Regions from separate parts of the Homo sapiens genome. Here region 1 is linked to region 2. The links are chromatin loops, found by intact Hi-C in ENCODE. Cell type or tissue: CD4-positive, alpha-beta T cell. All regions are shown on one strand.

Region 1 (2,500 bases), 110 kb before region 2:
CTGTCCCTTGTCTACGTTCATATACACAAATACCTACCACTGTGTTACACTTGCCGAGGGTACTCAGCACAGCCACATGCTGTGCAGGTGTGGAGCCCAAGAGCACTAGACTATTCCAGGTAGCCCAGGTGTGCAGTAGGCATGCCACCTAGGGTTTTTTTTTTTTTTTTTTTTTTTTGAGATGGAGTTTTACTCTTCTTGCCCAGGCTGGAGTGTAATAGCATGATCTCAGCTTACTGCAACCTCCACCTCCCAGGTTCAAACGATTCTCCTCCTGCCTCAGCCTTCCGAGTAGCTGAGATTACAGGCACACGCCACCACGCCAGGCTAATTTTGTATTTTTAATAGAGATGGGGTTTCACCAGGTTGGTCAGGCTGGTCTCAAACTCCTGACCTCAGGTGATCCGCCCATCTAGAACTCCCACAGTGCTGGGATTACAGGTGTGAGCCACCAGGCCTGACCAGGCCTAGGTTTGTGTAAGTCCACTAGGATGTTCACATGACCATGAAATCACCTAACGACGCAGTTCTCAGAATGTGTCATCATTAAGTGATATAGGACCGTATTACTACACAACTCACACATTAAGGTGAAAGAAACCAACATCACCAGCCCCTGAGCAGCCTGGCCACAGGCCGTGCTCCTGGTGATGTGCTGACTCAGAAGGCTCCCATTCCTGAGGCTTCCGGCAGATAATCAGATAATCGATAGGACCTGGTCACTGCTACATGCACAGGGATGGGCAGGGTGGAGAGAGAAGCTGGGAAGAACCTGGCTTCAAGCCTGGGTGACTGGATAGCTGGTGGGGTCCCAAACCAGGAAACACCGCAACACATGGAAATAGAGATGTCATTTTCTTTTAAGAGCATGGAGGCAAGTATTATTTACATAATCTCAAAAGAGAAAAGAAACACTTATTGTGGTATTTTCCAGAATTCTCAAGCCGGGGAGGTAGGGCGAGGGTGCAATAAAGTCACACCTGGAAACCAGGCCTGAGCTCTTGTTCACGACAATAAATAACCACCAACATGGCAGAGCCCCATTTCCCCACAGCATGCGGGCCTCGAAGCCAGGCGCCTGGGTTCCAATCCCTGCTCCGTCGCCAACAGCACAGAGCAGTGACTGCCCTGGGCCTCCCTGCTGCATCAACAGCACCTTCCCAGGGAGGGCTTGGTGAGCTCACCCAGCCTGGCACTCAGCACCACAAGGCACACAGGAAGGGCCCCTGTCCCTGCCCTCCAGAACCGTATGTTACAGTTGCTGCCACCACTCTGTGCCTGCCACATGCACCTACCCCACAAGGGGGCACCATCACCATCGTTCCACCTCACAGGCTCTGCAGGGAAGGTCCCAGTTGGGAGTCTCATGGCAGGTGAGTGACCGGCCCATGTGGGACAGCGTCTCAAGGAGCAGCCTGGGAATCCGGTGCTGGGCCTCTCTGCAGGACTCTCCATGCTTGTCAGCCCCCACGACTTGGGCACCATCCACCCCTATCTGGATGGTGGGCTGCACACCCTCGGGAAGGAGCCTGGGGCACAGGGGGTGTGGTCCACCTTTCCTGAAGCCTGTGCACTTGCAGCAGCCCCACAAGTAGAGATTTCAGGTCAAGTGAGAAACTCATCCCACAGGGAGCTCTGCCTTGGCGTGGGGTCTGGGAAAGGACGAAGAGGTCTGAGGCCAGAATGGCCCACTTCTCTTCCTGTCTTCCCCTGGGTGGACCAGCCTTGGTCACCCAATCTCTCTCACCCCAGGAGCCTGGATAGGCCTCTTCACTTTACCTTGACTCCCCGCTGTCCTCCCCAAAGGTTCTAGGAGTGGATAGGTGCCCCGTCCCACAACCTCTGTTACAATGATCGGTCAGGGACAGGAAGGTTACAGAGCCAGCCACAGCCGGTCCTACGCCCTGAGATGGAACTCTCAGGAAAGAGGAGCTCTCTTCCCACTAGGGTGGTTAAGACTGCATCCCATTTCTAGAGCTACTGGCAGCCATCCCTGCACCCATCAGGAGGGAACAGCCTTCCGCGAATGAAGCCAGCTCAGAGGAAAGCCAAGCTCAGATATTTTATTTTTTAGATGGAGTCTCGCTGTCGCCAGGCTGGAGTGCAGTGGTGTGATCTTGGCTCACTGCAACCTCTGCCTCCCAGGTTCAAGCAATTCTCCTGCCTCAGCCTCCTGAGTAGCTGGGACTACAGGCACGCGCCACCACACCCGGCTAATTTTTGTATTTTTAGTAGAGACGGGGTTTCACCATGTTGGCCAGGATGGTCTCCAGCTCTTGACCTAATGATCCGCCCGCCTCGGCCTCCCAAAGTGCTGGGATTACAGACGTGAGCCACTGTGCCCGGCCAAGCTCAGAGATTAAAGAGATATTGTTTGATAAAGAGATACTGTGCCTGACACCACACTATTCAGGACCCTTCAGACCCATAAGACAACAAATCTCCTCTTTTTGCTTCAACCATTCTGCCTCAGGCTTCGAATTTAGGAGAATTCCAAGCT
Region 2 (2,500 bases):
TATAGGCGCCCGCCACCACACCTGGCTAATTTTTTGTATTTTTAGTAGAGACGGGGTTTCACCATGTTAGCCAGGATGGTCTCCACCTCCTGACCTTGTGATCTGCCTGCCTTAGTCTCCCAAAGTGCTGGGATTACAGGCCTGAGCCACCACGCTCGGCCAAGAATTTTTGTATTTTTAGTATAGATGGGGTTTCTCCATGTTGGCCAGGCTGGTCTCGAACTCCTGACCTCAGGTGATCCACCTGCCTCGGCCTCCCAAAATGCTGGGATTACAGGCGTGAGCCACCGCGCCTGGTCTCTAGGTTTAAATTCTTTTATCATCCAAACTAATCAAAAGGGCTGGGCACGGTGGTTCGTGCCTGCAATCCCAGCACTTTGGGAGGCTGAGGCGGGTGGATCACCTGAGGCCAGGAGTTCGAGACCAGCCTGGGCAACATGGCAAAACCCCCTCTCTACTAAAAATACAAAATTAGCCAGGCATGATGGTACAGGCCTGTAATCCTACCAACTCAGGAGGCTGAGGCAAGAGGACTGCTTGAACCTGAGAGGCAGAGATCGCACCATTGCACTCCAGCCTGGGCAACAAGAGCAAAACTCTGTCTCAAAAAAAAAAAAAAAGGAATAATAACAAATTCATCAAAATGTATACATTAAGTATGTGCAATTTTTCTTACATCAATTATACCTCAATAAAACTTAAAAAGAAAAACTAGACAGGAAAAAACTAAAACTTTTTTTTCCAAGTAAAAGATTAGGAAAAACTTGGAGCCCACAATTAAAATTATAAGACATCACATTATTTCGGATTTCCAGAATTGTTTTTTTTTTTTTTAGACAGATTCTCTCTGTTGCCCAGGCTGGAGTGCAGTGGTGCGATCCCAGCCTCCAGGGCCTCGAACTCCTAACCTCAGGTGGTCCGCCCACCTCGGCCTCCCCAGATTTTTCTTTTTTAAAAAAGGAAGATATAGCAAGTGAAGCCAGAATTTTTGCTCAGCAGCCACAGGCAGCAGCAAATAAAAACCAGCCCCGTTAGGCAGGGCCAGTCCCACTTGGCAGCTTTGAGTCACTGGCTCAGCCCTGCTGGCATTAAATACCTTCTGAAGCCTGCTCTGAACTTCTAAAGCCCAAGCCTATAAAATACCATTAACCATTGGTCTCAGTGGGGGAGTGCTGCCCCCTAGGGGAAAAATGGGATTTGGGGGGTGGCTGGTTGACACTGATGTGGACCCTACCGCAAGTAGACAGGACCAGTTATGCTGGACAGTTTATAATACCAGGGACAGTCCCGCACAGCCATCCCACAGCCAGCAAGCCTTCTGAACATCCTGCCAAAGATTCGAGTCAATAAGAAACCTGTTTAAAATGACCAGATCCCAGAAACTTGCTCTATTGTTGCTGAGTGGATTTGTTTGTTTGTTTGTTTGTTTGTTTTTAAGACAGGATCTCGCACAGGCTGGAGTGCAATGGCACGATCTCAGCTCACTGCAACCTCCGCCTCCCAGACTCAAGCAATACTTCCACTTTAGTCTCCCAAACATCTGGGCTTACAGGCATGCATCACACCTGGCCCTTGCTCTGTTTGACACCAATAATATTCTTTCCCATAATTGTTTTTCCTTTTTCTTTTTTGAGACGAGGTCTAACTCTGTCACCCAGGCTGGAGTTTCCCATAACTGTAATACCCACTGAATTTTCAAAGATTGCAACCAGCACACTAATTGTTTAGACCAAGAGTTGTTCGCCACTTTGGAAAATCCCCTCACCAACCGCAACCCTGCACGTGTGACATATAAGTCACTAAGTCTGCGCAGCTGGGTCAGGCTGCATTTGTGGCCACGGCATTAACAAGGAGCCTATATATAGTCACAAACAACTGCCACCTTCCTCATATATCCTGTGGGGCGTTTACATATTGAAATAAATGTGATTATATATGCTGTATTAATTTCCTTTTCTTTCTCTTTTATACTACAGTTTGGTGTAAAATATGGAGTTTTGGCCAGGCACGGTGGCTCACGCCTGTAATCCCAGCACTGTGGGAGGCTGAGGCAGGCAGATCACTTGAGGTCAGGAGTTCGAGACCAGCCTGGCCAACATGGTGAAACCCCGTCTCTACTAAAAACACAAAAATTAGCCGGGCCTGCTGGCAGGTGCCTGTAATCTCAGCTACCCGGGAGGCTGAGGCAGGAGAATCACTTGAACTCAGGAGGCGGAGGTTGCATGCCACTGCACTCCAGCCTGGGTGACAGAGCGAGACTGCATCTCAAAAAAAAAATAATAATAAAATAAAATAAAATATGGACTTTGGGAGTGACTGTGAATAGAGGTAGGTAATATTGTCTACAAATCTCACTGGGTCAGATAGGGTTAAAACCATTCATTTAACCAGCTCCCCGCTGTAATAGTAGGAGATTCTGAAAAGCTTAGAGTCAACAGTCTCGGACTCATGCAGACTCCAGGGCTGAAAGCTTTTCATCCTTGAGATGTCAGTTGGGACT

Evidence for each region. A loop is a pair of places that touch in the nucleus more often than their neighbours do. Peaks named below come from ENCODE experiments on the same cell type or tissue, not always from the same donor. Only the 100,000 strongest peaks of a DNase experiment are listed, where the experiment ranks them.
Region 1: a loop joins it to region 2, with 8 times the contacts of the local background. A loop is called at or near these places in 11 of 110 quality-filtered maps.

Annotation. Positions count from the first base shown.
Region 1 is chr19:45,125,031-45,127,530 of GRCh38, reverse strand. The region is part of intron 1 of PPP1R37 (protein phosphatase 1 regulatory subunit 37); the gene reads right to left. Among named protein-coding and RNA genes, the nearest start is that of PPP1R37, 33 kb to the right of the region's middle. RefSeq lists an enhancer at 1,387-1,526. In CD4-positive, alpha-beta T cell, CTCF peaks have their summits at 1,098 and 1,297 (motif pointing right); a DNase peak (open chromatin) is centred at 1,300.
Region 2 is chr19:45,015,784-45,018,283 of GRCh38, reverse strand. All of the region lies in intron 4 of RELB (RELB proto-oncogene, NF-kB subunit), which reads right to left. Among named protein-coding and RNA genes, the nearest start is that of RELB, 16 kb to the right of the region's middle. RefSeq lists a silencer at 1,060-1,269. In CD4-positive, alpha-beta T cell, a CTCF peak has its summit at 1,187 (motif pointing left); DNase peaks (open chromatin) are centred at 1,143 and 1,783; H3K4me3 peaks cover 357 bases; H3K27ac peaks cover 1,578 bases.